2 separate regions of the Homo sapiens genome follow, and region 1 is linked to region 2. Evidence: chromatin loops called from intact Hi-C (ENCODE). Cell type or tissue: chondrocyte. All regions are shown on one strand. Each heading gives the region's core, and the rest is flanking DNA. Links, peaks and the distances in the headings are about the cores only. Region 1 has its middle 18 kb from the start of C3orf18. Region 2 holds the start of GNAT1 (G protein subunit alpha transducin 1).

What was found. Peaks named below come from ENCODE experiments on the same cell type or tissue, not always from the same donor. Only the 100,000 strongest peaks of a DNase experiment are listed, where the experiment ranks them.
Region 1: it touches region 2 in a loop (4-fold over the local background); 6 of 110 quality-filtered maps call a loop at or near these places.

The regions. Positions count from the first base shown.
Region 1 is chr3:50,542,273-50,557,284 of GRCh38, forward strand. No RefSeq gene overlaps it. Among named protein-coding and RNA genes, the nearest start is that of C3orf18, 18 kb to the right of the region's middle. RefSeq lists enhancers at 5,217-6,126, 7,199-8,137. In chondrocyte, for the core only: CTCF peaks have their summits at 8,006 (motif pointing left), 8,212 and 9,568 (motif pointing right); no DNase peak of the experiment used is centred there.
Region 2 is chr3:50,184,599-50,199,610 of GRCh38, forward strand. GNAT1 (G protein subunit alpha transducin 1) reads left to right here and starts at 7,012. Exons shown (of 9, transcript NM_144499.3): 1 at 7,012-7,233; 2 at 8,535-8,577; 3 at 8,667-8,808; 4 at 8,908-9,065; 5 at 9,155-9,283; 6 at 9,494-9,623; 7 at 9,903-10,056; 8 at 10,167-10,358; 9 at 10,670-13,098. The coding sequence starts at 7,128. The coding sequence ends at 10,357. SEMA3F (semaphorin 3F) reads left to right here. Exons shown (of 19, transcript NM_004186.5): 13 at 1-216; 14 at 845-933; 15 at 1,068-1,109; 16 at 1,291-1,448; 17 at 1,683-1,750; 18 at 2,015-2,148; 19 at 3,107-4,477. The coding sequence ends at 3,517. RefSeq lists enhancers at 8,768-9,284, 9,285-9,801, 9,754-9,813, 9,802-10,317, 10,370-10,901 and a silencer at 10,124-10,183. In chondrocyte, for the core only: CTCF peaks have their summits at 4,885 (motif pointing left), 8,169 (motif pointing right), 8,393, 10,093 (motif pointing right) and 1 weaker place; a DNase peak (open chromatin) is centred at 9,114.

The DNA.
Region 1 (15,012 bases), core at 3,721-11,720, 360 kb after region 2:
GGGCTCCAGGAAGGGTCCTCTCTGGTTGACATCTGAGAATTAGTGGGCCTGGTCAGTGTGGGCATCTCAGGGGGCCTAGACCCTGAGGCTCACCCTAGTAGCATCCAGTCTGTTCCTCCAGCTCAGCTACTGCCCCAGCAGCTTCTACAGGGGTGGGGCTAGGAAGGGAGCCAGGGCCACAGGCCCCTCATTCCTCTGAGATTGAAGGGGTTCCTGTGCCTGGGGGAGTGGGGGGGCATGACCCCATCTTTCCTCAACTCTTTGGAGGACCTCAGAGTCTCTTTGGAGGTTAAATCCACAGCTCCAAGGAGGGGATGGAGTGAGGCAGAGTAGGGCTTGCACTGCTGCCACCTGGTGGCTGAAAGACGTAAAGCACCTAAAACACCTGCTATTCCAGTTCCCAGAAGGAATTGGAGAAGGCAGTGGAGGGAAGGATGCTCCTGAGGGAGCAGAGGCACAGGGAGGTAGAATATGCACTCCTTGCTCCAGGTCAGCATCCTGGCCTGCAACCTTTGCCCTCACTCAGCTTGGTTCAGAGCCTCCCCAGGTGCCATCAGACATTTGCCCACCATAGCCTTCCAGAATGCTAGCAAGGCCAATCTAGCATCAGGGATGCCTGTCTGGCCTCTACTATACTAAGGGGAACAGAGGGCCCAAATGACATCCAGGGGCACACACAATGGGTCTTGGTGTATGGAAGAGAGGGAAGAGTGGGATCTGGGAGGCAGGCAGGGAGAAGGTGGAGCTGGGAGGTGGGTGCGGCCTAGCCGGGCCCTGCCTGCCCTGTCCTCGCCTTACTCACAAATGCTGCTGGTCTTCTTCTTGCAGGACCTGGATTGAGTCCCATGAGGCTCTCCTCCACACCCCATTGTCACCTACTTGTGTCATAATACACCACCCCTAGTTCCAGAGCAGGGGCAGGGGTGGGGGGAAGAGGGGAGGCTTGCTCAGGAACCCCCAGCAGAGGGCCCTCAGGAAGGAATATAGTTCCTTTCTACACCTCAAGCTCAAGATTATGGCATGGGGCCAGGCACGGTGGCTCACACCTGTAATCCCAACACTTTGGGAGACCAAGGCAGGTGGGTTGCTTAAGCCTACGGGTTGGAGACCAGCCCGGGAAACATGACAAGACCCCATCTCTCCAAATAAATTTTTTAAATATTAGCCAGGCACGGTGTTGCATGCCTGTAGCTCCAGCTGCTCAGGAGGCTGAGGTGGGAGTATCGCTTGAGCAGGGGAGGTCAAAGCTGTAGTAAGCCGAGATTGCGCCACCGCACTCCAACCTGGGGTGATAAAGTGAAACCCTGTCTAAAAAAAAAAAAAGAAAAGAAAAAAAAAGATTATGTCAAAGTCACAAAGTCTACTGAAGGAATTGTGATGTGGCAGGCAAAGTTAAAATTGGGTACAAAAATGGACTGCTCCTGGAATCCAAGGGAAAAGTCAAGTGCAGTTCCTCCCATGGACCTTTACCTCCTTTTCCTCAACCTCCAGGAGGTAAATCCCACCCAGCTCACCCTGTCCTACTGGGGATGGTGTCCTGACAAAGTTTGCCCCTTTCCACCCACCAGGCAACAGGATGTGCTATTTCCCCTGTCATACACTTCCTAAAGTCTCAACAACTCAGTCAAGCATAACCTCTGGGAAAATATGGTGTTGAAATCACTGGATGATAATCTGGGGGTGGAAATCCACTTGGACCCCTACCTCACACCTTAAAACAAAAACCAGTTCTAGCTGGATCAAAGGTAGGGGGACTAAAGAATGAAGAAAAAATCTCTAGGCAAAAACAAAGGTTTGATTTGGTCTAGCCTTTTCTAAATATAACAAAAAACACAAAAGCCGTAAGAGAAAACATGGATACACCTGACTCCACAAAAACCAAACATTTCTACACGGAAAAAAGTAATAGCCAGGCGCGGTGGCTCACACTTGTAATCCTAGCACTTTAGGAGGCCGAGGCGGGTGGAACACAAGATCAGGAGTTCGAGACCAGCCTGGCCAACACAGTGAAACCCCATCTCTACTAAAAATACAAAAATTAGCTGGGTGTGGTGGCGAGTGCTTGTAATCCCAGCTACTCGGGAGGCTGAAGCAAGAGAATCGCTTGAACCTGGGAAGCAGAGGTTGCAGTGAGCCGAGATCATGCCATTGCACTCCAGCATAGGCAACAGAGCTAGATTCCATCTCAAAATAAATAAATAAATAAAAGTTTAAAGACAAACAACAAGTTAAGGAAAAAAATGCAAATTTCATAATATATAAAGGGTCCTTATAAATTGATAAGGAGAGGACCAAGAATCCCATTGAGAAATGGGGCAAACAAGATGAACATACAGTTCACACAAAAGGAAATCCAAAAGTCTCAACCACTGAACCCATGCTTACCCTCATTTCTTTAAGAGAGATGCAAATTATATAGGCAAAGCCATGAAAGATTGATGCACTTGCTGGTGACCATGGGGAAAATCAGAAACTTAGAGTTGCTCATTGGAATGTAATCTGTGCAGCCTTCATGAAAGCAATTTGGCAATATCTATCAAAATTAAAAATGCATAGACTATTTGACCTAGCACTGCCCACTTCTAGGAATTTATTTTACAAACTGACACGCATGTGAAATTATGCCCAAGGTGTTCACTGCATGATGTTTCTAAGAGTAATCGATTGGAAACAGCCTACTCCAGGAAGCCTGGCTGAGTGGATAGGGAGCTTCCTCACCATATATACTCTGCAATTACTGGAACCAATAAGGGGGAGGCAGAGCCACACGTAGGGCCATAAGGACAAGGTATAGTATATGTATTGGATGGTGACCTCATGTTTTTTAAAAGGAAGAAGGGTAAGTGTTCCCAAACACTGCCAATGTCCCCAAGGCCTCTTGGCCCCATCTCCCAGGAAGCTGAGCTGCACAGGTGGCATTCGTCTGGCTCTGCCCTCTGGCGTCCAGTTGGATCTGGACAATGGAGTCCCCCAGGAGTTTAGCAGGCAGGATGGGGAGGTTGTGTTTATTCCCTTGGCCCTTTCCAGTCCACCCTTCACTTGATTTTTCTGACCCAGAGATCTGGTCACATCTCTCCCTGTTCAAAACACTCTGTGGCTCCCCATTGTCCTCTGGATGGAGGTCAGGAGGTCAGATCCTCACCACTGCTTTTTTTTTTTTTTTTTTTTTTTTGAGGCAGAGTCTCGCTCTGTCACCCAGGCTGGAGTGCAGTGGCGTGATCTTGGCTTACTGCAACCTCTGCCTCCCAGGTTCAAGCTATACTTATGCCTCAGCCTCTCGAGTAGCTGCGACCACAGGCATGTGCCACCACGCCCTGCTAATTTTTTCATATTTTTAGTAGAGATAGGGTTTCACCATGTTGGCGAGGCTGGTCTCGAACTCCTGACCTTAAGTGATCTGCCCACCTCGGCCTCCCAAAGTGCTGGGATTACAGGCGTGAACTGCTGTGCCTGGTCCCCACCACTGCTTTTGAGGGTCTGCTTCTGTTGGCCACCCATCCTGTAGACTCCCTAACCTTTCCCAGGTTCCTGGTCTCAGCCCAGTTCCCACCATCTGCAACCCTCCTCCTGCCCCCTTTGAGGGGACAGTCTCAAAGGACCTCCTTGTCCTCCCCTGGCTGCTGTGCTCCTGCCCTCAGTGTCAGCCCCTAGTGTGGTGCCTGTCCTGAGACTGGGCTCTACCAGGGTGCTGAAAGCAGGAAGCCCATCCCCCACCCCACCCAGGTGCTCCTGGAATGCAGAGGTTGGCTAAATGCACAGAGGTTCTCCAGGGCTCTTGGCCCTGAAGCCCTCCGGGTTTGTGCTGTGTTGCACAGCCCAGCTCTGGCCCTTCCAGACTTTGGGAAGAAGGTGCCCTGCTTGACTCACCTCTGGGAGGCTGGACCAAAAGAATCAGGGAGGACCCAGGACACTGGCTCCTGGCCCACCAGGACGCAAGGCTCAGGGCACTGGCAGGAACAGCTGTTGGTCGAGGCAGGGTAGGGAGGGGACTGTATGTAATCAGTAAGAAACCATGTTTTTAAAAAATAACTCTGCTGTCAGTAGTGGTGAAACAATATAATAAATATGAGAAATAAATCTCGTTACCATGTAATGAGCTGCCTTATTAATGTGTTAAACTTGTAAGAAATGCTTAAGTGTTTAATTGGCAACTAATGAGGGTGCCAATTAGGGATCATTATACATTTCTTTAAAACTCCTAATTGGCAGGGGGGCATTTCAATCAATGCCATAGGGCTGACTCCACGGGGACCCCGTCCCGGCAGTGCATCTGGTGGTTGTACCTGTAGGGCTACACATCTGGTGGCTAGCCCCATTGGAGACCACAACAAGGCCAGGGCCACCTGGGTTGGACCCGGCCGCAAACCCCACTGGGCACCAGGACTCAGTTTCTCCTCTGCCACTAAATCCTGCTGTCGATCAAAGCCCGCCTGAAATGGTGCCTGTCAGGAGGCTGCACAGTCCGTCTCACCAGATGGAAGGACTTGACCTGTTCCAAGGCATCAGGAGGCTGTGAACTCACTTAGGACCAGGACGGTGGTTCTCCACCAGTGCCCAGCTCCCCCAGGAGCCTGGAGGAAAAGTCACCAGGGGGCTGAGCGAAGGCTGAGCTGGGGCTGGGGCCACAGTGTGGGTAGTGAGTTCCTGCAGCTAGAGACAGGCTGAGAAACAATGCTAAGGTGCATCCTGGGGCACCCTTGGGGCCTCCCCAGAGGCAGGACCTGGGTCTCTATCTCAGCTAAATCCTGGGCTCCTTTGCATGCAGCCCCTGGCCCAAGGCTGCTTCAGGGCCAGGCAATGGGACTCAGAGTGGACCGCCTCTCCTGCCTCCAGGGCTCAACCCCATTTCCCAGGGAAAGTCAAGCCAAGTAGATCTCTATTCCAGGCCTGGCTGGCAGAAAGGGAGCATCCTAAGCAGCAGAAGCATGATTAATTACCAAATTAATTGCCAAATTAATCACCTGGGTAATTGCCAGAGAGCTGGAAAGATGGCAGGGAGGCAAGGCCCAGCCAGGGGCAGGGTGGGAAGTAATCCTGGCACAGGCATGGGCAGAGAGCGCAGAGGCAGGAGACTGGCTGCTGTCTGAGCAGATGGCCTGGGCACGATGGGAGGCAGCAGGTTGAGGACCTTGGAGGCCAGACTGGGGCATTCCATAGTTCAGAAGAAGCCTTGCAGGCCCGAGTAGGAGGATAGAAGGGCATTGGCAAATAGGGTGTGTCTGGGAGCTCGGTAGGGGTGGGTGGGAGGCCCAGGAAAATCTGGCCAGGTGGTACTTATGTCATGCCTATGAGTCTTGTGGGGAGGAGAGCGACTAGCCTTGGGGGCTGGGGGCTGGGAGAAGACCCTGGTTTGTGGCCTGGGGACTAGGAAGGCAGTGAGCATTCCTGAGCCAGACAGAGAACTGGTTGGGGAAAGGAGCCAGCCTATCCCCTGCAGCCTGTGGACCCCCAGCCCTCCTAGGCCCTGAGCCCTTCTGTGGCTCTTGTATTAGGAGTGATTGGGGAAGCGGCCAAGTAGCCTCAGCCACCCACCAGTTTTCAGGAATTTTCAGGACCCAGAGGGCTCACCCCATCCTCCCTGGTGGAAAAATACTCCATGACCTTGTGGCCCAAGGCTGCTGCTTAGAGCCAGGTCAGAGGGTTCTCTGGCCCCACAGCTCAGGCCCTGTCCCATCCTTCTCACCTGCCCCAGCTGCCCCTACTCACCTCTCCCAGGCTGGATCCGAGTCTGGGCTGTGTCTTCAGGAGGCTCCAGGTCAAGCCAGGTGTAGAGCAGGGGATTGCCCCATGACCCTGCCCCCACCTGGCAGTGGGGGACTTGGTGAGGGCACATGCACTGCTAGGTAGAGGCAACTTTAGCACTTGGGGCCACTCTAAGGTTTAGACCTTCCAGACCGTGGAGCCGGGAAGTATAATCTAGAACTGGGTGGCCCTGCAGACCCTGTGGACCTCAGGGCTGCTCGAGGGCTGAGCCTGTGTGTGGCTCAGAGGCCCCACCCCTGCAAAAGCTCTGTTCCCCGTGGGCCACCTTTCAGACCTTTAGCGTGTCATTTACTAAGCAAATATTTACCTAGTGTTCCTACGTGTCAGGCACTGTTCTAGACCCTCTACAAATACGGACTATTTTATTTTATTTTATTTTATTTTTATTTTTAGAGACAGGGTCTTTAAAGTGGAGAATGTGACCCGGGCTGGCCTTGACCTCCCGTGGTCAAGCAATCCTCCCACCTCAGCCTCCTTAATAGCTGGGACTACAGGCACATGCCACCATGTCTGGCTAATTAAAAAAAGGTTTGTTTGTTTGTTTGTTTGTTTGTTTGTAGAGATGGGGGTCTTACCGTGTTGCCCAGGCTGGTCTCAAACCTAGGGCTTGAACTCTTTTTATACTTTTTTTCCCATATCTTGGTACTCACTGGCATTGAACTCTTAATTCTATCAAGTAGGAGGACCTGCCCCATTTTACAGATGAAGAAACTGAGGCAAGAGGTTCAGGGACTTGCCTGGAGTTGCATGGTGGCTGAGCTGGGATTCAGATAAGCTCATTCATGTAGCAAGGGGCACTCAGAAGAATGCAGTTGCCCCAGGGCCCTTGGACAGGGGTGTCTGGGACACCTGGCACCAGGACCCATGGTATTATAGGAGGCAGAGCTGACTCGCCATGAGGCATGCCTCCTCTGGAAGCCCAAAGACATGTGGGGCCAGTCGCAGCTCCTCCCTGGAGTCCAGCCGCCTGCTGCACTGGATCACCGGGATCCCTGCTGCACTGGATCACCAGGAGTCCTGGTTCAGGAGCGGCTTGTTTCCTGCTGTCTGCCTTGCTGGAGATGATATATGCGGAAGAGGTGGTACATCTCCTACCCTCCCTCCCAGTCACAGCCAGGTTGCTGGAGGTGGCAAATGTCCCCATCTCACTTGTTCATGTTGGGGGATGCAGGAGCCAAAAGGAGGGGGCCCTTGGTGACACACTCAGGAACCCACCATGAGGGATGCAGAGGTAACCCAGGCCTGTTCAAGCCTGCTGTAGGAGTTCAACAGAGCTGGGTGCAAATCCTGTGTGACCTAGGACAAGTCACTCAGCCTTACTGAGACTCTGAGTCAGGTGGGGTGGCTGACGGAGCTCATGAGAGCTCTGTGGGGAGGAGCTGGGGGAGAGAGGTTGGCGTCTGGGAGCGGCTTTCTGCACAATGCCTTGGGTGGGCAGGGAAGGGAGCCAGGATTTGAAGTAAGAATGAGACAGGCATTTACAGTGGAGGTCTCAGGGAAGGCAAATGTGTGCAGTGAGAAAAGCCTGGGAGGGAATGATCAGATGACTCTGAGAGCCTGGGCCCTGACCACTGAGGGGCATGCCCCAACCTCACCCTCCCTAACCTCCGGCTAGCTAACCCTGCCAGTGGCCCAGTCCTGACAGCACTTATGGGACAGTAGCAGGTTGGCTCTCCCCCTGCTATGGAAGCTGTGTGGTGAGGCCTAGGGGCCTGACCCCTGTGTCATCCTCAGTGCTTACGACAGGCCCCTTCTGTCCCCCAGCTGCCCACAGGGCTGCTGCATCAAGTGGTAAGGCCTTGGGGTTCAGTCTTTATCCCATGCTGGTGGAGGCTGTCCAAATCCCAGGGCAGGGCCCACAGTTTAGATGCACTGAGCCCAGATAGGTGGGCCCTGATGAGAAGAACCACCCTCCATAATACAAATACAAATAGCTGCACACTTTCACTGATGGCTCTCCATGTGCTTTTAATATATTAATTCATTTAATTCCCATGAGGCAAGAACCACTTATTCAATTCTCCATTTGATAAATAGCCCTGAGCACCCACTATGTGGCAGGCTCAGGATACAGTGGTGACCAGACAGTGTCCCTGACCCAACTCCAGTCCAGACCTGCTTCTGGCAGGGAGGAAGCAAACAGCTCCAATGCAGCAGCCTCCCAGACCCCAGGCCCCTAAAAAAAGCCTCAAGGCCAAATTTCAGGCAAGCCCCTGCTTACTCCCACCTAATAATCTGGGTCTGCACCGCCACCTGGTGTTCACACTCAGAATGGCCCCAAACAGTGTGCCCTTGCCTCCTCCACCAAGGAAACTTGCACCCACCCCACCCACCCAGGTTTGGGATGGTCACCATTTGGGCGATGGGAACGGGCCTCCTGGGCCCCTTTGGAGGGTGTGGAGGCGGGTGCGGTCTCTCTGGGGGAGTCATTCAGCAGCACCTGTTGTCCCAGTGGCTCTTACAGAGCAGCGTCCAACAGATCCACTCCCCACCCAACACCATCGTCTGCAACAAGGGCCCCAGCAGAGCAGGCAGGATGAGTATCGCACATCGTGCTGGCCCAGCACCATGCGGGCGCTCCATGCCCGCAGGACTCACCTGGTGAGGTCACCATCTTAGTGTCCTGGCTGTGGGGAAGTTCACGTCCTTCACCCCTTGCCCCCTGCCCAGCCTGAAACATCCACTGCCACCTTTTATCAAACCCAGCACAAGGCCCAGCAGATGAAAGCCTTGCCTCGCCCCCAGGCAGCGGTGTCAGCTCCTCTGGAGTCCCCTGTCCTCAGCTGCCTCTCTGGTCACTTCCTCCTGAGGGTGCTGTCGTTGCTGTCAATGCTGCCATCCTGGCTCTCCTGCTGGTGGGTCTCTTCCAAGTCCAGAACCGACTGGGTGCCCCTCAGCACCAAAGCCCAGCAGAGGGCCTGCTGTAGAAGAGCTAGGAATGTGTGAAGAGAATAAATGAGTGGTGTCAGGAGAAGCCAGCTCTGTCTTCAGAGAATATTCTTTCCTTCTTTGGGGGTGTGAACTCAGGTTCACCCACCTGGGACCAAATTCAGGCCCTGCCTTGTGCTCAGCAACCCTACTGCCCTGTGCCTCAGTTTCCCCGTCTGTAATGTGGGAGCACAAGGGGTGCCCACTCTGTGGGTTGCTGGGGAATTAAATGGGCTCGGATTCTGTCTGTGAGTGCCCCAGGAGGTCCACACGCCCACAGACTCTGGGCCTGACTCATCTGCAGGGATTTATAGCAGGAATCTTCCTGCCTCCTTCACCTGGAGTTTCAGAGTGTCATTTTTATTGACCCATTATCGAGCCGCTGAGAAATCCCTTAAATCTCTCATAATCTGGTGTTCTCAGGCTCCTCTGGGTAAAGAGCTTCCTGATGAGCTTCAGCTGGGGCAGGGTTTGGCCCACACTCTCATTCCTTGGACCTCTGGGGCCTCCAGCCTGCTAGCAGGGTGCGGGAGGAGGGTAGGGGTTTAATATCAGCCTGCTGGGCCTCAGCTGGGGAGGGGCCTGAGATTCCGGTGAGTGAGGTATCCAGGGCATGAGACTTAAGGAAGCACACACATTAACGTTGGTGAAAGTGCAGTGTCAGTACCCGAAAGTGAGTGGCTCCTTAAATTTTGAAGCCTAGGCCCTTCATTCACTTGGCCTAGTCCTGTCCCTGCCAGTTGATCCCCACATCAGGGCCTGCAGTCTGGGGGCTGCTCTCCATGCCACATGTGGGAGAGGCCGAGTGCAGAGAAGAGATCTGAGGATGGGACCACAGAACCCCTGGGCCACCAGACAGGTGACCTGCCTGAGGGTGGCAGTGCCTGGAACTGCAAGCAGGTGGCAGAACAGGTTGGCATGGAAGGCTGGCGTGTAGATTGGGGAGTGAATTGGATAGTGCCTGCTGGGTGCCCTGTCAGGCCCCTGCACCCCCAGTCTCTGAGGCTTATCTGAAGCTCCTTTCTAGAATGGTGTGGGAGAAGGGCCAGGTTCCTGGCTCTGAGTCTGATGCCCTCAGTCTCTGGGTGCTGGGTCTCCTCCCCTGCAATAGGGGTGATCGTATACCCTCCCAGGGGCTACTGAGAATAAAGTGAGATGGTGCCAGATGGCGCCAATCAAGGGTAACTTATTAGGACCAGATTCTGGCCCTCGAGGTAGCCCAAGGTCCACTACCAAGGCCTTTCTGGCAGCTCTCCGGAGTTGTTGGCTGGAGCCCCTGGAAGTGCATGTATGGAATTGTTATACATGCCTGGCAGCGCTCCTGGCTGGGGATACAGGGGCCTGTGTGCAAAGCCACCTTACAGGGCTCTCAGTCCAGCACACAAGAGATGTCCTGGGTGAGGTAGATAGAATTGGACTGAACTCTCAAACCAGCCTCCATCCCACTAGCATCCAGAAAGGTGCCATGGGAAACCATAGCCAGGAAGAAACCTCAAGGTGGGCAGTACACCAAGAGGGAGCTCTAGGGTCCCAGGATCAGCCAAAAGGTGGTCAGGATGAGGCTTCCTGGGGTGAGGGGCTCTGCTGCTCTTTGAGGAGCCCAGGTTTGGGGAGTCCCATTTGCCAAGTGCCTCGCCCTCCCCACCTGGACCAAGGTTAGCGGTCCTATCTCTTTGACAGGGATCTCCATGAGCAAGACCACTTAGTCAGAAAATGGCCTGGAGGATTGTGAAATTGGCGACATTCCTGGGTGCCAGCTATGTGCAGGGAGCCGGCCCTGTGCTCAGGTTCTCCCCGAGCTCTGCCCTTGTGACCTGCCATCCCTGCCTCGCGGCTGCACGGCCCTGGGCCAGTCTCACTGCTTCTCTGAGCCCCGCTGTGCTTTCTCTGTAAGAGGGGGCTAATGTTTGTCACAGGGATTAAATGAGATGATGGGAGGGGGTACACAGCAGGCAGTAGGTACTGTGCGGTGGGGTAGGAGTAGAGATCCCCATGGACAGCCCCTCTCAGGGTACCAGGCTCAAGACAGGCATAGGCTCAAGTCCAAGTGGGGACTAGGGACTCAGACAGGGCTTAGACCAGCCCAGGCACTTGCCTTCTTTTAGAGTAAAGAGAGAACATTGGCCAGGACAAAATTCAAAGAGAAGGTGAAGATGAAGGGGCCAAGGCTGAGGAGCCTGAGGGATCAGGGAGAGCCACAGGTGAGGGACATCCCGGGGAAAGTCCCCATGAGGGTAGCCTGAAGCCAGGGGCTTTGTGTGTTCTCCGTGCCTTCCCTGCCGATGGCTCTGGCACAGGGGACAGCCCCCCACTTGCCTTGGCTTCCAGCAATGGTGTACCCCAGGTAGAAGGGTGCACCAGGTCCCTGCCCTGCCAGCCCCTCCAGCTGGACTGCAGGCTTTACCCAAGCTCCAGCCACTGGCTGAACTGTGTCTTCTTCTGTCACTAGGACAGATGGGCAGAGGTGGTGCCCAGGAGCATCAGGCAGCCCTCCTTCTCATACCCACGACCCCCTGCCCTCTCCAAAATCAAAGATGTGAGGTCCGCAAGGAGACTTCATCCAAATCCCCCTCCAAGGACCCCTCCTGAGAGACAATCCTTGCCCTCCACTTTAGACCTGGGAGACTTCGGGGCCTGGGAAGCAGTTATATTTGGTGTGGCTGGAGAAGCTCTGAATCGTTGTCTTTTTCCCAGGTTGTCTCTCCAAGATTCCCAGTGAAGGGGAAGCACCTAGTGACTCTGAGCCTTGTTGGAGCTTGGCCAGGCTGAAGGTGGGCCCAGATGACAGCCCCTAACCCCTTCCCGTCTCCACCTAGGCCTTCCCTTTTTAAACCCTATCCAAGCAATTCCTGCCTCCCACCTCCCCGTGCCTGGGCAGAAAAAGGGGCAGGATTGCTTTGCCCATTTTACAAATGAGTCAATGGAGGGCCAGGGGAGGGAACAGATCCTCCCTCCTGGTTTGGTCAGTTCATGCCAAATTCAGGACTGGGGCCTGAACCTTGAGACTGCCGAGGAACAACCCCCTCACCCCCATTTCTTGCTCCCTCTATGGCCCAGGACCTGCTCTTTCTCAAGCTTCCACCCCAACTCCCCTCCCCATTGCTCTGCCTGCTCACCCAGGCTGGAACCATGGGGCCATCTTCTTCTGCAGCCCCCAAACTCCTCAGGCAGGGCAAGCCTGAAGTTGGTACCAAGAACTGTGGTAAGGGGCCAAGTGGCTGCCAACCTCACTTTTTCCCTTGGTGTTGTGGGAAGAGCAGATAGCATGGGGCTCCAAAGCCCCACACAGTGAGGCAATCATGGACACTTCATTCAGCCCCTCTGACCACCCAGTTCCTCATGGGTAAACGGGGCTGGGCAGCTCTTGCAGGTCTGGCCCACTGGGGCCGTCCAGCAGCTCAGGCCTGGTGGCTTCTAACTGGTGACCTGCCCTCTTAACACCCCTTGGTGGGACTGGCTTTTATGTTATTGGGTTCCCCAGGCTGGGAATGAGGGGCTGCTCTGCTGGGCCACGAGCTGAACCCAGCGAAGGGAAGCTGGTGTTGCTGCCACAGGAGGATCAGCCAGGAGTGTGGCACCTCCTGGATGCTGCTGTGCCTGCTGGGAGAGAAAGCAGCACTCCACTGGGTTTCTTGGGAAACCCCACGGGTAGAGAATGTTTCTCACTGGGTTCTGTTGTTCTGTTCCACTGCTAGACAGCCTGTGCCACATCTGTCACAGCGACGGCCACACCCACAGAATGGGCAGCAGAGGCTGCAACATCCTGGCCTGCAACCCAGGTCCTGGTGAGTCAGGCAGAAAGTGAAGGTGGCTGGTGCCTGCTCCTCTGCCTCCTCCAGGCAGGCCTCCCTGAATGCAACTCTTGGAGATTGGGAGCAACTCAGTCAGCAGACTTTCTCTGACCCAGCAGACTTGGCTCTCAAGGGCAGCAAGCCCTCATTCACCTCCAAGCTCACGGTTGAGCGTACAGAAACTGCTTGATTCCTCCTGTGGACTCGGCATGAGGGAGACACCAGGGAGGCCCCTGTGTGATTTTTCACTTTGCTTTCAAGTTAAATGGTGTGATGGGCTACCTGAGATTTTGCTCAAAATGTGAACATCTGGCTCAGGCTGTGATCGACTGATCAGAGCTGACCTGGACTACTGAAGGCCTTGGTATCCCCTGGGTGAGGCCAGGGAGGGGGCCCCCTGGCCTCAGAGTAAAGACTCTCTAGACCTCCCTCCCCTGTCTGCAGATTTGAGTTCAGGGTAACATCTCCAGACAGAAACCTTGGCCCCAGGCTCCCAGAGGATCACCTTCCCAGCAGAACCCTGAGAGAGAGGGGGATCCTTGAAAGCTGAGGGCAGACCTGAGAAGCAGGTCCTCCTCCTCCGCCCAGCAGAAGGTCTCTTTGACACAGACTGCTTTCCCCAGGCCAGGGGCTGGGAAAAGGAAACCCCCTTCCCAGATGGGTCTCAGCTCCGCCCCCCTCTCTGCTTCCCGGACAGACCCTCTCCTGGGCTGAAGGCTGTAGCCCTAGAGTTTTCTCTGGGATGGGGGAGGGGACACCCACTTCTTGTTCCTCCCTGTATGCCTGCTGCCCTTCCCTTAGCTCCCTTGGGTTGGGGGAGAGGGGCAGGGAGTTGTTCCTGGGGAGCAATGACACCTGCCCTGATCTTCCACTTGCAGGACCAAAGCACCTAGGGTGAGGGGGGCAGGGACTGCTGCCAAGGAGCTCTGATGGCTGAGGGGAGGTGAGAGAAGGTGCCACAGGCAGACCCAGGCCCAGGTGGGATGGCATCCTAGTCCCACCCCACCTAAGGGGTCTCCATGCTCTCCCCCTCCCTTCCTCCTTTCCCTGCAGCTGATGTCTACATACTTCTTGTTCTTTTCTCAGCAACTCTGGCCTTTTAGAGTGTCCCCTGGTTGACTAAGGCCCCCTGTCCTGAGCCCTCAGAGGACAAGGTGTGTGGGGATGTCAAAACAGCATCTCCTAGGGTTCCCCCAGATATCATTGACCATGGCTCTCCACACTGAGGCCTGCTGAGGGGTGCAGCTGGGCAGGATGGGGTGGGGTGTCTGCCCTCAGCCTATAAAATCCCTAGGCACACCCTGCCCCCACCCCACCTTCTTTTTCCTACAGATGTAGATATAGAGATATATAGACCTAAACAATGTGTGTTATGTGTGTACACACACATACACACACATCTTTTTTCCTATTTGATATCTGTCTCCTCCATCTAAAATGGAAATGCAGAGTCTAGGTTGGTTCACCCTCAGGACCGTGGTGCCAGGCTCATGATAGACGCTTAGCAATGTTTCTGGAAGGAATCCACAGCAAGGTCAAGCTGCTCTACTGGAGTTTCTGGGCCCTCCCCCGCAAGAACTTTCCTTTACATTCTGTAGGCGTCCCCAGTGTCTGCCTGGAGCCAGGCAATGGGATTATTTCATTCACTTTGGCTCGAAGGTGACATTTCTCTTTATTAAACAAGAAGATGGCCTCTGAAGGCGCCGAGCCGCATCCACCCAGATACCACCTACCGCAAACTGCCCAGCTTCTGAGCCCAAGCCCTGGTTGCTACTCCCAAGGAAGGGTTTTACTTATGGAAGTGTGTGTGTGTGTGTGTGTGTGTGTGTGTGTGTGTGTGTGTGTGTGTGTGTGTGTGTGTGTGTTGTCGGGCAGGGGGCATTTCTCAAAGGGCTCCATTTAATAGTCAATTCCAGGAGTAGTGAGGCAGGCAGGTGACTCCATCTCATTCCACTGCCTGGCTGAGGGTGGTGACCACACCAGCCTCAAGGCCTCAAGGAGGACACACCAACCAGAACCTTTCACCCCAATATTTATTGACCCCACACTCTGGAAGACCTGGGAACTTGCTGGGAACTTGGTTTTCCTGCAGGACTGGGAATAAGAGCTAGAGGGCAGAAGGTGGGTGGAAGGGGGAGAAGGTGCCTGTGAGGGCACAAGAGGTGTGAACATGTGCCCTGGCACCCACAGAGACAGCTGCCCTGTGCACATCGTCTAGCCAAGCCCACCCCGCAGGAGAGGGGCATGGGGCAGGCAGCAGGAGCGGATGGGCACTGGGGTTCTCCTGGAGCCCCCATCCAGGTCCTGGTCCCTGGGAGCCAGCCTTATTCCACAGGCCCCTTTTCTTCAGGATCCCCCAGACGCTGGATCTTCTGAAGCTCCCACATCCCTGGGCTGAAGGCCCACCCAACAGGGTGGGAGGACACAGCCCACCACCGCCTTTCCTCTCACTCCATGCCCCTCCAGATCCTGCCAATCTGCTGAGGGGAGGAGACCTCTTCCAAAGATCAAGGCCATCACTGACAGGCTG
Region 2 (15,012 bases), core at 4,761-12,760:
GTGGAACCTTCACGCCATCTATGAAGTCCACCAAGGATTATCCTGATGAGGTGATCAACTTCATGCGCAGCCACCCACTCATGTACCAGGCCGTGTACCCTCTGCAGCGGCGGCCCCTGGTAGTCCGCACAGGTGCTCCCTACCGCCTTACCACTATTGCCGTGGACCAGGTGGATGCAGCCGACGGGCGCTATGAGGTGCTTTTCCTGGGCACAGGTACCCACTGCTGCTCCCGGCCTCTCCCACGCTGGGCCCACCGGGTGCGGGGTGCAGATCCTTGGGGCTGGGGCTTGCCCTGCTAGGGCTTGCTGCAAGCTCATCAGAGTCACTTCTTCATCCTCATCCTTTGGTGCCTTCTCCCTATTGATGGGATAACAGAGGCTAGGGGTGAGAAAACCCCATTCCCACTTCCATCCCCAGGGGCCCAGGAGAACAGGGACACTGGGCATCTGGGGACTTATGTATGTATGGCAGGAAAGGGGTGGAGACAGATGGTAGGCACCTCCAGGATACAGAGGCCATACACATGCTCGTGTGTGCACACACATGCCACAGTGCACCCCCTACAGTTCCAGCAGCCCAAACACAGGAGAATGCATGCCCCAGTGTCCTGTTCTCAGCAGGGCCCAAAATCAGGGTCTGGGTTGGTGGGGGCAGACCATGGCCATGACCCCCTATGTCCTGGGCCAGTCCCCTTTGACCTGGGGAAACTCTTCCACCTTGGCACAAAGCTCCAGCTCCAATGCCCTAGGGGGGTTTGGGCCCTGGTGGGGGAAGGGGCTGAGGCTGGTACCCCTTCCCCAGCATCCCCAGCCCCACTGAGGCCCTGCCCGGCCCGTTCCAGACCGCGGGACAGTGCAGAAGGTCATTGTGCTGCCCAAGGATGACCAGGAGTTGGAGGAGCTCATGCTGGAGGAGGTGGAGGTCTTCAAGGTGGGTGTGACACCACCCAGTCCTGACCTCCCCACCTTTACCCTCCCCCCAGTCCCAGCCTCTGACCTGAGACCTCTAGGTCAGGGCAGGGAGGGGGTCCCTGGCATCCCAAGCTGATCTTTATCTTTTTCTAGGATCCAGCACCCGTCAAGACCATGACCATCTCTTCTAAGAGGGTAAGCCTTTGGCGAGGTGAGCCAAGGTTGGGGACAGGGCCTGCATCCCCTCAGGGTCATGCCCTTGGCACAGGGATGGGTAAACTGAGGCATGGAACAGGGGAGAGGAGCCCAGCCTAGCTGGCTGTTGGTGGGGCTGGCTATGGGACAGGAACTGACAAGGCCCTACCCTTTGCCCCAGCAACAACTCTACGTGGCGTCAGCCGTGGGTGTCACACACCTGAGCCTGCACCGCTGCCAGGCGTATGGGGCTGCCTGTGCTGACTGCTGCCTTGCCCGGGACCCTTACTGTGCCTGGGATGGCCAGGCCTGCTCCCGCTATACAGCATCCTCCAAGAGGTGTGGACCCCTAGACACCTAGAATTTTAGCAACCAGTCCCAGGGCCCTATCCTAGGGGATTGGGGGTGCATGTGATATTACCCGGGGTGCATGTGATATTACCCTAGGGGAGTCTTATGGGTAAGACATCACTGCCCTGGGGAAAAAGGGCCCTGCCCTGGAGTCAGGGAGATACAGGGACCTGGGGGGGCAAGCTTCCTGGGAGCACTCCTTCAGGGGCTATCCTCATCCAGGCGGAGCCGCCGGCAGGACGTCCGGCACGGAAACCCCATCAGGCAGTGCCGTGGGTTCAACTCCAATGGTGAGTATGCTGGGCCTCACTGTGGGGTGCTGCTCACACTGCAGAAGTCCACGCAGCCCACGAAGCTGCTCACAGGGCCCCCACTGTAAGGGTGCTCTGATGGCTAATGGAGGGTGGGGGCTAATGGAGATGGGATGTCCCTAGTTGCCCCATCAACACAGAGCACTACATTGGTGAGTGGGTGCCCCTCGGTGCCTGCCCCGAAGCAGTCAGCAGGCTGCCCGGAGGTGATGCTGCTTTTGCTCAACCCCTCTCACTCTAAAGCCAACAAGAATGCCGTGGAGTCTGTGCAGTATGGCGTGGCCGGCAGCGCAGCCTTCCTTGAGTGCCAGCCCCGCTCGCCCCAAGCCACTGTTAAGTGGCTGTTCCAGCGAGATCCTGGTGACCGGCGCCGAGAGGTGAGTTCCTGCGCCCGGTGCTGCACCGTGGATGTGAGTCCTTGCACAGTGGTGAAATGTAGTAGAGGAGTGATCTGGAGCAACTCTCATGCTGTGAAACCCCTTCCAAGCTCCCTTCCCTACATGCAAATCCTTTGAGTGAAAACAGTTACATGGAAACTCCCTGGGATTGGCCTCATTCTATGGAAAGTGTTTCTGGGTATGCCTGTTCACATGAAAATTCCATATGCATACCACATTGGGGGTGTACCTTCTACAAAAACATCATGTGAGTGAGCTCCAGTATGTGGAAATTCTATGGGGCCCTCATTTTATGAAAATGCCCTACAGGTGTCCCTGTTTATGTGGAAATTCTATGTGGTTATCCCAATTGGATATTCTCGTTAAATGGAAATTCTGGCTGGACGTGGTGGCTCACACCTGTAACCCCAACACTTTGGGAAGCCAAGACAGGCAAATTGCTTGAGGTCAGGGGTTCGAGACCAGCCTGGGCAACATGGTGAAACCCTCTCTCTACCAAAAATACAAAAATTAGCTGGGCATAGTCATGCATGTGGTCCCAGCTACTTGGGAGGCTAAGGTGGGAGGATGGCTTGAGCCTGGGAGGCAGAGGTTGCAGTAAACCGAGATCATTCAACTGCATTCTAGCCTAGGCGACAGAGCCAGACCTTGTCTCAAAAAAAAAAAAAAAAAAAAAAAAGGAATTCTGTGTGTGCTTCAAATTTTCCTCATTGTACAGAACCTCCTTATGGTCATCACTCCTGAAATGGAAATCTGTACAGATGCCTTATTCAAATATCTCTCATTATGTAGAAACTTCATGTGGTTTTTCTGGCATATGGAAATCCCACATGGGTGCCTCTACACGGAATGGCCACAAAGGTGGTCTGATCTGGTTGCTGGCTAGGGCCATAGGGTGGTCACAGAGCCTCTGAACCCCCTCTCCTTGCCCCTGCAGATTCGTGCAGAGGACCGCTTCCTGCGCACAGAGCAGGGCTTGTTGCTCCGTGCACTGCAGCTCAGCGATCGTGGCCTCTACTCCTGCACAGCCACTGAGAACAACTTTAAGCACGTCGTCACACGAGTGCAGCTGCATGTACTGGGCCGGGACGCCGTCCATGCTGCCCTCTTCCCACCACTGTCCATGAGCGCCCCGCCACCCCCAGGCGCAGGCCCCCCAACGCCTCCTTACCAGGAGTTAGCCCAGCTGCTGGCCCAGCCAGAAGTGGGCCTCATCCACCAGTACTGCCAGGGTTACTGGCGCCATGTGCCCCCCAGCCCCAGGGAGGCTCCAGGGGCACCCCGGTCTCCTGAGCCCCAGGACCAGAAAAAGCCCCGGAACCGCCGGCACCACCCTCCGGACACATGAGGCCAGCTGCCTGTGCCTGCCATGGGCCAGCCTAGCCCTTGTCCCTTTTAATATAAAAGATATATATATATATATATATATATAAAATATCTATATTCTATACACACCCTGCCCCTGCAAAGACAGTATTTATTGGTGGGTTGAATATAGCCTGCCTCAGTGGCAGCATCCTCCAAAACTTAGACCCATGCTGGTCAGAGACGGCAGAAAACAGAGCCTGCCTAACCAGGCCCAGCCAGTTGGTGGGGCCAGGCCAGGACCACACAGTCCCCAGACTCAGCTGGAAGTCTACCTGCTGGACAGCCTCCGCCAAGATCTACAGGACAAAGGGAGGGAGCAAGCCCTACTCGGATGGGGCACGGACTGTCCACCTTTTCTGATGTGTGTTGTCAGCCTGTGCTGTGGCATAGACATGGATGCGAGGACCACTTTGGAGACTGGGGTGGCCTCAAGAGCACACAGAGAAGGGAAGAAGGGGCCATCACAGGATGCCAGCCCCTGCCTGGGTTGGGGGCACTCAGCCACGACCAGCCCCTTCCTGGGTATTTATTCTCTATTTATTGGGGATAGGAGAAGAGGCATCCTGCCTGGGTGGGACAGCCTCTTCAGCCCCTTCTCCCCTCCCCGCCTGGCCAGGGCAGGGCCACCCCACTCTACCTCCTTAGCTTTCCCTGTGCCACTTTGACTCAGAGGCTGGGAGCATAGCAGAGGGGCCAGGCCCAGGCAGAGCTGACGGGAGGCCCCAGCTCTGAGGGGAGGGGGTCCGTGGTAGAGGCCTGGGGCCGGTAGAGGCTCCCCAGGGCTCCCTTATGTCCACCACTTCAGGGGATGGGTGTGGATGTAATTAGCTCTGGGGGGCAGTTGGGTAGATGGGTGGGGGCTCCTGGTGGCCTTCTGCTGCCCAGGCCACAGCCGCCTTTGGGTTCCATCTTGCTAATAAACACTGGCTCTGGGACTAGACTTTGGCTTCTCTCCTTGGTCAGGGGATTTAGAGCCACACGTGGTGGGCCTGGGGAGCCAGGTGGGGGGCTGGGAAGGGAGTAGATTGGCTCCATTTAAAGAAACCCAACATGTAGAAACCACATTTAGTTTGACAAACCTGGGCTGCTGCACCACCCCAAACACTTGGGTAGTGCGAAGGGCTGTAGAGACCCCTCAGGGCCCACTCACTCCTCAGGGTCAGGGAGGGTGGGTGGAGCCTGAAGGCTGAAAGTGGCAGAAATGCAACGGCCTCACTCCTGGACAGATCCCCATCATCCAACAGGGTGGGTGTAGAAGCTGCCAGCCTGTGGTAGGAGCCAGCATTCACTTCCCACGCATACTATTTAGAGACAGCCGTTAGTGCTCAGTGTCTGGTGCCCCGGCACCCCCTTGTGGTCTCTTGAGTCTGTGGCAGAGTTGAGTGCTGAAAGGCAGCCAGGTTCCAGGGAAGAGTCCAGCCAGGAGGCTCAGGGTGCCTGGAGGAGCCTTTGAGAGCCCAAGATTTGGGTTTTCCTATGGAAGTTGAGGGTGGGAAGTCTCTAGAACCTGGGAGCTCAACCTGAACAATTTCTGCCCGGCAGTGAGCCCTGCACCTGAACAGAGCACCAGACCCCCTAAGCTGAGGCAGGCAGGCCCTGGAGATAATCTTAGGCAGGCCTCAGAGCACCCACAGCAGACAGAGCAGGAGCAGGATAGGTGAGCCCCATTCCTCCATACCCCAGGGAACACTACACCTGCTCTGGGATGCAATTTCTCCACCTGGCAACAGGCCTGCAAAACATTCTCTGGAAGAGCCTGGCCACTTCTGCAGATTAGAGACTTTGTTGCACCCAAATTCAAGTGTACATATAGGCACAGGCGCCTGCAAGCATGCATGCACACACACAGTCATACACAGGCAGAGATGGACATGCACAGGCACACATATGCTCAGGTACAAACAGGCATGTTTACACCCCTGCGTATAAGCAAGTGCACACATGCAAACCTACACAAACTGCAAAACACACAAGCCTATGTGTGCATGAAGAGAATACACAAAGCATATTCACACATGCATACACATGTGTATACATGTGCACACATACATAAGCATGCGCACAGGCACGTGATTCCTATAAGAGCACATGCACTCACAAAGGCATAAACATGCAGGCACACATGTACACACAGGTATTCATGCACAAATGTGTCAAGTTATTGCTCGCTTGGTGCCAGCAAAAGACACACCCATGGCCGGGCGAGGTGGCTCACACCTGAATCCCAGCACTTTGGGAGGCCGAGGTGGGTGGATCACAAGGTCAGGAGATCGAGACCATCCTGACCAACATGGTGAAACCCCGTCTCTACTAAAAATACACAAAAAATTAGCTGGGTATGGTGGCACATGCCCGTAATCCCAGCTACTTGGGAGGCTGAGGTGGGAGAAGCTTAAACCAGGGAGTTGAAGGTTGCAGTGAGCCAAGATCGTGTCACAGCACTCAAGCCTGGCAACAGAGTGAAACTCTGTCTCAAAAAAAAAAAAAAAAAAAAAAAAAAAAGGCCAGGCACGGTGGCTCATGCCTGTAATCCCAGCACTTTGGGAGGCCGAGGCGGGCAGATCACGAGGTCAGGAGACTGAGACCATCCTGGCTAACACGGTGAAACCCTGTCTTTACTAAAATACAAAAAAAGTAGCCCGACGTAGTGGCGGGCACCTGTTGTCCCAGCTACTCAGGAGGCTGAGGCAGGAGAATGGCGTGAACCTGGGAGGTGGAGCTTGCAGTGAGCTGAGATTGCGCCACTGCACTCCAGCCTGAGCAACAGAGCGAGACTCCATCTCAGAAAAAAAAAAAAAAAAGACACATACACCGAGGCACACAGAGCAGATATGCATGCCCACCACAGTCCGCTGGAAGCAGAGGACCTCCTTGGGGCAGCTCCAGCCTGTGATATGGGATGAATGCAATGCCCACTGTTTCCCTCTCTCTGGATTCCCTGCAGGTCATAAAATCCCAGTCCAGAGTCACCAGCCCTTCTTAACCACTTCCTACTGTGTGACCCTTTCAGCCTTTACTTCCTCATCAGTAAAATGAGGCTGATGATATGGGCATCCATACTCCAGGGCCAGTGTGAGCTTACAACAAGATAAGGAGTGGTGCTGAGCCTGGTGCCGGGCAGGCAGCAGGCATGTTTCTCCCAATTATGCCCTCTCACTGCCAGCCCCACCTCCATTGTCCTCACCCCCAGGGCTCAAGGTTCTGCCTTCCCCTTTCTCAGCCCTGACCCTACTGAACATGTCTCCCCACTCCCAGGCAGTGCCAGGGCCTCTCCTGGAGGGTTGCGGGGACAGAAGGACAGCCGGAGTGCAGAGTCAGCGGTTGAGGGATTGGGGCTATGCCAGCCCGATTAGAAGGGTTGGGGGGGCTGAGCTGGATTCACCTGTCCTTGTCTCTGATTGGCTCTTGGACACCCCTAGCCCCCAAATCCCACTAAGCAGCCCCACCAGGGATTGCACAGGTCCGTAGAGAGCCAGTTGATTGCAGGTCCTCCTGGGGCCAGAAGGGTGCCTGGGAGGCCAGGTTCTGGGGATCCCCTCCATCCAGAAGAACCACCTGCTCACTCTGTCCCTTCGCCTGCTGCTGGGACCATGGGGGCTGGGGCCAGTGCTGAGGAGAAGCACTCCAGGGAGCTGGAAAAGAAGCTGAAAGAGGACGCTGAGAAGGATGCTCGAACCGTGAAGCTGCTGCTTCTGGGTAGGGGTGTGGGCCCAGGTGGGGCCACTGCCACCAGGTCATTGGTCTGGAGGCAGGCAGGCAGCCCTTCTGTGAAGCAAGGATTCCCTGGGAAGCAGTATGAGCCTGTGACAGAGTAGGGCACAGGGTGGGAGCCCTGGCCAAGCAAGGCCAGGCCTGACAGGTGGTGTCCTAGTCCCCCAGGGCTGGACATCCCACAAAGCCCCTCTCCAGACGGCTCTGCCTCAGGTGACCCACCCTCCCCAGAAGTGCGTGCCAACCACACTCTTGCACGGGTGTGTGATGCCGACTTTTCCGTGGCTGGGTTCCCGCAAGCTTCATGCAGCCTTTGGTTTGATACGCCTGCTAGGCAATGCTCAGAAGCCAGGAGCCTCACTGGGAGCCCGTTATTGGGCTGCTACTTTGGGAAGGGGATGGCCATAGTCCTCCTGGGAGTGGGGAGCCTCTAGGACCACCCAGATCCACAACGAATGGCCCTCAGGTGCCAGAGGGCTGTGGCTGATAGACCTACAAAGCAGCCAGAGGGGCTGGCGGGTACTGAGGCCCAGTGGGAGTAGATAAAGCCGCGTCCACTGGACCATGGGCACTGAGGAGAGATGGGGCTGATCCAGGCCTGCCTCAAGGTCACTGCCTGACCTCTCAAGGGGAAAAAGCAGCTTCAAGAGGGGCTCCACCCAAGCTCCCCAGGGTCTGGTCAACCAGCTGGAGGTGGGTGAGGGACCAAGCCAGTCCCACTTTCCCCCAAGGCAGAGAGGCTAAGCCGGAAATCTCATTAACTGTGCCCAACGCCCTCGCAGGGGCAAGCTCAGAAAGGATGTCAACTCTGCCCTCCCTCCTACCCAAAAGAGCTAATTCCCTCTGAGCCTCCTGGAGACACCTGCACCCCTTCAGGTGAAATGCAAGGGGTTTACCCGCCTCAAATAACCCAGTGCTTGCGGTACCAGAGGCTCCCACGAGGTGGCGATGACGCTCCGGGATTTCTTCATTGCAGTCTCACAGCATAATAAAGGCTGCCTGTGCCGGGGTCTTGGGGACTCCCCTGTCCCAGAACAGTTGAGGTCGTTGAGTCCCCTCGTTGGCTTCCTTTCTTCACTTTCCTGGCATTTGCAAACCTTGTGACTTCAGGATGTCAGGACTTAATTTGGATGGGGGGGTAGGTGTGGCTACGGGGTCGGGGCTGGCGCTCAGGCCTCTTCGCTGCGGGTCCACCCTGCCAACTCGGGAGGTCCCCGTCCTCCTGGCCTCCTTGCTGGAGGGGGCAGGCTGGTCAGCGCAGCTCTGAGGCGCCGCGTCTCTTTCAGGTGCCGGTGAGTCCGGGAAGAGCACCATCGTCAAGCAGATGAAGTGAGTGCCCCTGCCTGTCCCGAGGCCCCTGGGTCTGGGTCCTTCCCCACTTCCCCACGAGGCGCTGATTCTGCTCTCCTCGGCCTCAGGATTATCCACCAGGACGGGTACTCGCTGGAAGAGTGCCTCGAGTTTATCGCCATCATCTACGGCAACACGTTGCAGTCCATCCTGGCCATCGTACGCGCCATGACCACACTCAACATCCAGTACGGAGACTCTGCACGCCAGGTGTGCCAGGAGGCGGGCTGAGCGGGCCTCTGGGGACTCGAGGCTCGCGGCTGGGCCCGAGTCCCTGGCCGCCACCAGCCACTCTCACCCTGCCCCCAGGACGACGCCCGGAAGCTGATGCACATGGCAGACACTATCGAGGAGGGCACGATGCCCAAGGAGATGTCGGACATCATCCAGCGGCTGTGGAAGGACTCCGGTATCCAGGCCTGTTTTGAGCGCGCCTCGGAGTACCAGCTCAACGACTCGGCGGGCTAGTGAGCGCGCGGGCAGCGCGGGGCGCGGGGCGCGGGGCGCAGGGGGCCCTCCACGCCTCCCCACCCACCTACGGCCGGGTCTCGCGCAGCTACCTCTCCGACCTGGAGCGCCTGGTAACCCCGGGCTACGTGCCCACCGAGCAGGACGTGCTGCGCTCGCGAGTCAAGACCACTGGCATCATCGAGACGCAGTTCTCCTTCAAGGATCTCAACTTCCGGTACGACCCATACGCTAGCCCAGGAGGTCACTGCCCCAGGCCCCGTCCTGCCCCGGGGACCCCATCCCTGCGATAGACCCTGCCCCTTCCCTGATACCCCGCCAGCAGAAAGGGTGGTAGTCCCGGCCGAGAGCTCCCCGACCAGCACAGGGCGAAGGGATGTTGCCTGTGGGGCCCGGGGCGCAGGTTCAGGCCCCCGCGGCCCCGCAGGATGTTCGATGTGGGCGGGCAGCGCTCGGAGCGCAAGAAGTGGATCCACTGCTTCGAGGGCGTGACCTGCATCATCTTCATCGCGGCGCTGAGCGCCTACGACATGGTGCTAGTGGAGGACGACGAAGTGGTGCGTGCCAGGCAGGGCCTGTGTTCCAGGGGGGCGAGGAGGAGCTGCTGGTCCCTGGAGGCGGAGACCGCGCGCTGGGCTGGGGGAGGGCACGGGAGGGGATGCCTGTCCCGGGCGGCCTGAGGAGGCCCGGAGGCGTTCAGCAGGCCCATCTGGGGCAGTGCGGGGAGCCCTCTGAGAGCCAGCTGAGCGGGAAGCCCCGCGTGCCCGGGAGCCCAGAGAGCAGGTGCTGCGGGTCGGACGCTACCCCGGGTGCCCAACAGCTGCTGCCCTCCTCAGAACCGCATGCACGAGAGCCTGCACCTGTTCAACAGCATCTGCAACCACCGCTACTTCGCCACGACGTCCATCGTGCTCTTCCTTAACAAGAAGGACGTCTTCTTCGAGAAGATCAAGAAGGCGCACCTCAGCATCTGTTTCCCGGACTACGATGGTGAGAAGTCCGCAAGGCCGCCAGGCGGCGCCCCCGCCCCACGATCGCGGCGCGCACCCCCCGCACGGGGAAGGAAGGGCTGAGCAGAGTGAGAGCTCCCGCCCCCGCAGGACCCAACACCTACGAGGACGCCGGCAACTACATCAAGGTGCAGTTCCTCGAGCTCAACATGCGGCGCGACGTGAAGGAGATCTATTCCCACATGACGTGCGCCACCGACACGCAGAACGTCAAATTTGTCTTCGACGCTGTCACCGACATCATCATCAAGGAGAACCTCAAAGACTGTGGCCTCTTCTGAGGTAGGTCGCTGCCCTCTCCAGGCTCTTGCCTCAATACCCCAGCCCCGTCCAGCTCCCCACCCCACACCACGGCCCTGGAGCCTCACCCCCAAATCCTGGAGCCTACTGCCTCCAGGCCCCACCCCAGCTCCTCAGGCTCCACCCCACCGACAGAGGCCCCGCCCCACCCCACAAGTCCCACCCATTGAATTTCTTTTGGCCCCGCCCCAAGACCTCAGGTGTCACAGCTTCCAGGGCCGCCCCACCACACACAATGCCTAAACCCATTTATTTTGGGTCTCAGGGATGCTGACTGGGTTTCCTTTTCACAGGTGCCTGAATTCATGCGTGTCAGTCACCCTGAGACCTGGTAGCCCTAGCTGCCTTGCAGCCCCAAACCCCAGGACCCTATCAGCCCCCTGGGACTCCCTGGCCCCAACCTGCCACCTCACCAAAGCTCTGAGCCCTGCTAGCCTTGAGGCGCGGACCCTCCCCCATACCTCCCACAGTATCCCAGCGCCTCATGCCCCCAACCCCAAGCCCTGCCCTTCACCGCCCGGCTGCACTGGCCTCTAGGACTCACAGCAGCCAGCCCCAGCTAGGAACGGGCAGGACTTGGGGCAGCTGAAGCTCACGGTGACTCAGCAGTGCCCAACTGACCAATCTCCCGCAGCTCTCCTGCCCCTGGGGGCCCACGACTCACCTGGTGGGCCTGGGCTCAGCAAACAGCCCTCCCTCCCAGTATTTCATCAAGGACAGGGAATATCCCTCCCACACACAGGCCAGCTGCTCACCCTGCCACCTCCATGTGACAAGTTTGACACCTGTCTACCCAGAGCCAGTGACTGTCCCTCCCAGCAGCCTCCAAAGGGTCCAAAGTCCAAGCTAGCTCTGGCCTGTGTGGCCCCCACATAAATAAATTAGTGGGGAGGGGGCAGACCTGGGGGCCCTTGGGTGCCAGAGTGAGACACAGCAGGACCCTTCCCCAAATACTAGGCTCAGAGCAACCTCCAGCCTTCTCCAGCAGGATCTGCTCCCTGTGTCCTTGGACAGCAGATCCACACACCACTTCCCCACCCACACACAGTACCCTGGGCTGGTTGGACAACAGGATGGTGTGTTAAGGGGTTAAGGGAGGGTACTGTTGACACCAGCTATGGCCAATAGCTGGGCTGTCCTGAGGGGTGGCTGGGGACAGAGTCCAGCTCCCTTGGATCAGCCCAGAGGATTCAGGATAGGACAAAGGCCCTGGCTGTGCCCAAAAGGGTCTACCTCAGGTGGGGTTACAAGCAAACCTGGGTGACCCTCTTGTCCCTACCAGCAGCTTCTCTTGCCCCTTCCATTCAGGGTTCCCTGGCAGGGGAAGCTGAGAGCCATGGCTGAACTATCAGGGACAAAGGCCCATGTCCCCACATCCCTGCTCCCTCCTTCCTCATCCAGCACCAAATCTTTGCTTATGTCCACAGGCCAGGGCCTGTGCTGCAGTCGGGGACAAGGAGCTTCCGTCTGGCAAGGCCGGGGCACAATTTGCACTCCCCTCAGCTAGACGCACAGACTCAGCAATAAACCTTTGCATCAGGCTCCAGCTGTCCTTTCTTGGTGGAGGACTTAATTATCACAAGTCATGGGCATTTATTAAGTGCCCAGTGCTGGGTTGGGCATGAAGTGGGAAGATGGCCCCTCCCAGGAAGAAGTACCTGGCCTGACAAGGTGGGGCACTCTTGGGGGTATGGGACCAACTCATGGCTTTTCACGGGAGTTGAGGAGAGAGGAGCTGTGGAAAATATTCACTGGGACAGTCTTGGATCAAGAGGGAGTTTTGAGGTGGAGGCTCATTCTGGCAGGGACCGTAGTGTCTACCAGCCCCAGAAACATGGGCTTATGGCCACAGGAGTTCAGTGGAGCAAGAGCAGGGGAGGAGAGACGTGGACAGGTGCCCAAAGCCAGTCGGAGGGCCTGGGCTTTCTCAGAAGGTGATGGAGAGTCTTGGAAGCCCTCGAGGCAGGAACATAATTGCAGGGCTGGGATTAGGGTGAGGGAAGTGAGGCACACTCACCTTGGGTGCAACATTTAAGGCGATGCCAAAAAATTTAGTAACCAAGGTAAATAATATTAGGATAATATTTTTAAAAATCAAATGAATGCAAAACCCCACAATGAATGAAATATCAAAATCCAACAGAGGATCAAACAGAGGCATGCTAAGATATATTGGGGCTTGAAGCAAAGGGAAAACTATTTGTTGCTATATGTTTGTAGGGATTTTTTGCCAGTTTTAAAAATACATGTATCATAAAGTTTACTATCTCAGCCACTTGCCGGTGTATAGTTTGGTGGTGTTAAGTACATTCATAATGTTGTACAACCACCGCAACTGTTCATCTCCAGAACTCCTTTCCTCTTGTAAAACTGTAACTCTGTACCCATGAAAAAATAACCCCCCATTCCTGCCTTCCCCCGGCTCCTGGCATCCACCATTCTACTTTCCATCTCTATGAATGTGACTGCTCTAAGTGCCTCAGATGTGTGGGTCCATGAAGTCTTTGTCTTTTTGCAACTGGCTTATTTCACTTAGCATCATGTCTTCAAGGTTTATTCATGTGTAGCATATGGCAGAATCTCCTTCCTTTTTAAGGTTGAATAATATTCCATTGTATATATTCCACACTTTGTTTATTTATTCATCTATTGATGAATGGTTACATCTGCCTTTTGGCTATTGTGAATAATGCTGCTATGAACATGGGTGTACAAATCTCTCTCCCAGCCTCTGTTTTTTATTATTTTGGGTGTATACCCAGAAATGGAACTGGCAAATCATATGGTGAATCTTTTTTTTTTTTTTTTTTTTTTGAGACAGAGTCTCTCTCTGTCGCCAGCCTGGAGTGCAGCGGCACAATTTCGGCTCCCTGCAACCTCCGCCTCCCAGGTTCAAGCAATTATCCTGCCTCAGTCTCCTGAGTAGCTGGGACTACAGGCACACGCCACCATGCCCAACTAATTTTTGTGTTTTTAGTAGAGACGGGGTTTCACCATGTTGTCCAGGATGGTCTCGATCTATCTCTTGATCTCAGGTGATCTGCCCACCTCGGCCTCCCAGAGTGCTGGGATTACAGGCGTGAGCCACTGCAACCGGCCTCATATGGTGAATCTATTTTTATTTTATTTATTTATTTATTTATTTATTTTGAGACGAAGTTTTGCTCTTGTTGCCCAGGCTGGAGTGGCAATGGCATGATCTCGGCTCACTGCAACCTCCTCCTTCCATGTTCAAGTGATTCTGCCTCAGCCTCCCAAGCAGCTAGGATTACAGGCATGTGCCACCACACCTGGCTAATTTTGTATTTTTAGTAGAGATGGGGTTTCACCATGTTGGTCAGGCTGGTCTCGAACTCCCAACCTCAGGTGATCCGCCTGCCTTGGTCTCCCAAAGTGCTGGGATTACAGGCGTGAGCCACTGCACCTGACCCCTTTTTTTGAAATGAAGTCTCACTCGGTCGCCCAGGCTGGAGTGCAGTGGCACGATCTCAGCTCACTGCAATCTCTGCCTCCCGGGTTCAAGTGATTCTCCTGCCTCAGTCTCCCAAGAAGCTGGGAGTATAGGCACCCACCACCATGCCTGGCTAATTTTTGTATTTAGTAGAGATGGGGTTTCACCATGTTGGCCAGGCTGGTCTTGAATTCCTGACCTCAAGTGATCTGCCCACCTCGGCCTCCCGAAGTGCTGGGATTACAGGTGTGAACCACTGCGCTCAGCCTACTTTTAATATTTTGAGGAACAGTTTTCCACAGCAGCTGTACCATTTTACATTCCCACCAACAGTGCACAGGTGGTCCCCCTTCCTCTACATATTTGTGAACTCTTGTTATTTTCTGGGTTTTGTTTTGTTTGAGATGGGGTCTCGCTCTGTTGCCCAGGCTGGAGTGCAGTGGCACAATCTCGGCTCTGCAACCTCTGCCTCCTGGGTTCAAGCAATTCTCCTGTCTCAGCCTCCCGAATAGCTAGGACTACAGCTGCATGCCAGCATGCCCGGCTAATTTTTTTTTTTTTTTTTTTGAGACGGAGTTTCATTCTTGTTGCCCAGGCTGGAGTGCAATGGTGTGATCTCAGCTCACTGCAACCTCCACCTCCTGGGTTCAAGCCATTCCCCTGCCTCAGCCTCCCAAGTAGCTGGGATTACAGGAATGCACCACCACATCTGGCTAATTTTGTATTTTTGGTAGAGACGGGGTTTCTCCATGTTGGTCAGGCTGGTCTCAAACTCCCGACCTCAAGTGATCCGCCCGCCTCGGTCTCCCAAAGTGCTGGGATTACAGGCATGAGCCACCGCACCTGACCTATTTTTCTTTTTTAATAGTAGTATCTCTTGGTAGTTTTGATTTGCATTTTCCTACTGCTTAGTGATGTTGAGAATCTTTTCCTGTGCTTATTGGCCATCTGTATATCTTCTTTGGAGAAATGCCTGTCCAAGTCCTTTGCCCATTTTTGAATTGAGTTATTTTAATGTTGTTGTTGAGTCTTAGAAGTTCTCTATATATTCTGGAGAATAATTCCTTATCAGAGATAGGATTTGCAAATTTTTTTCCCACTCCGTGGGTTGCCTTTTAAACTCATTTTATGTATTTTTAATGGTTAATTTTTTTCCAGAACATTAAATAGTTGAAAAAACTTGTA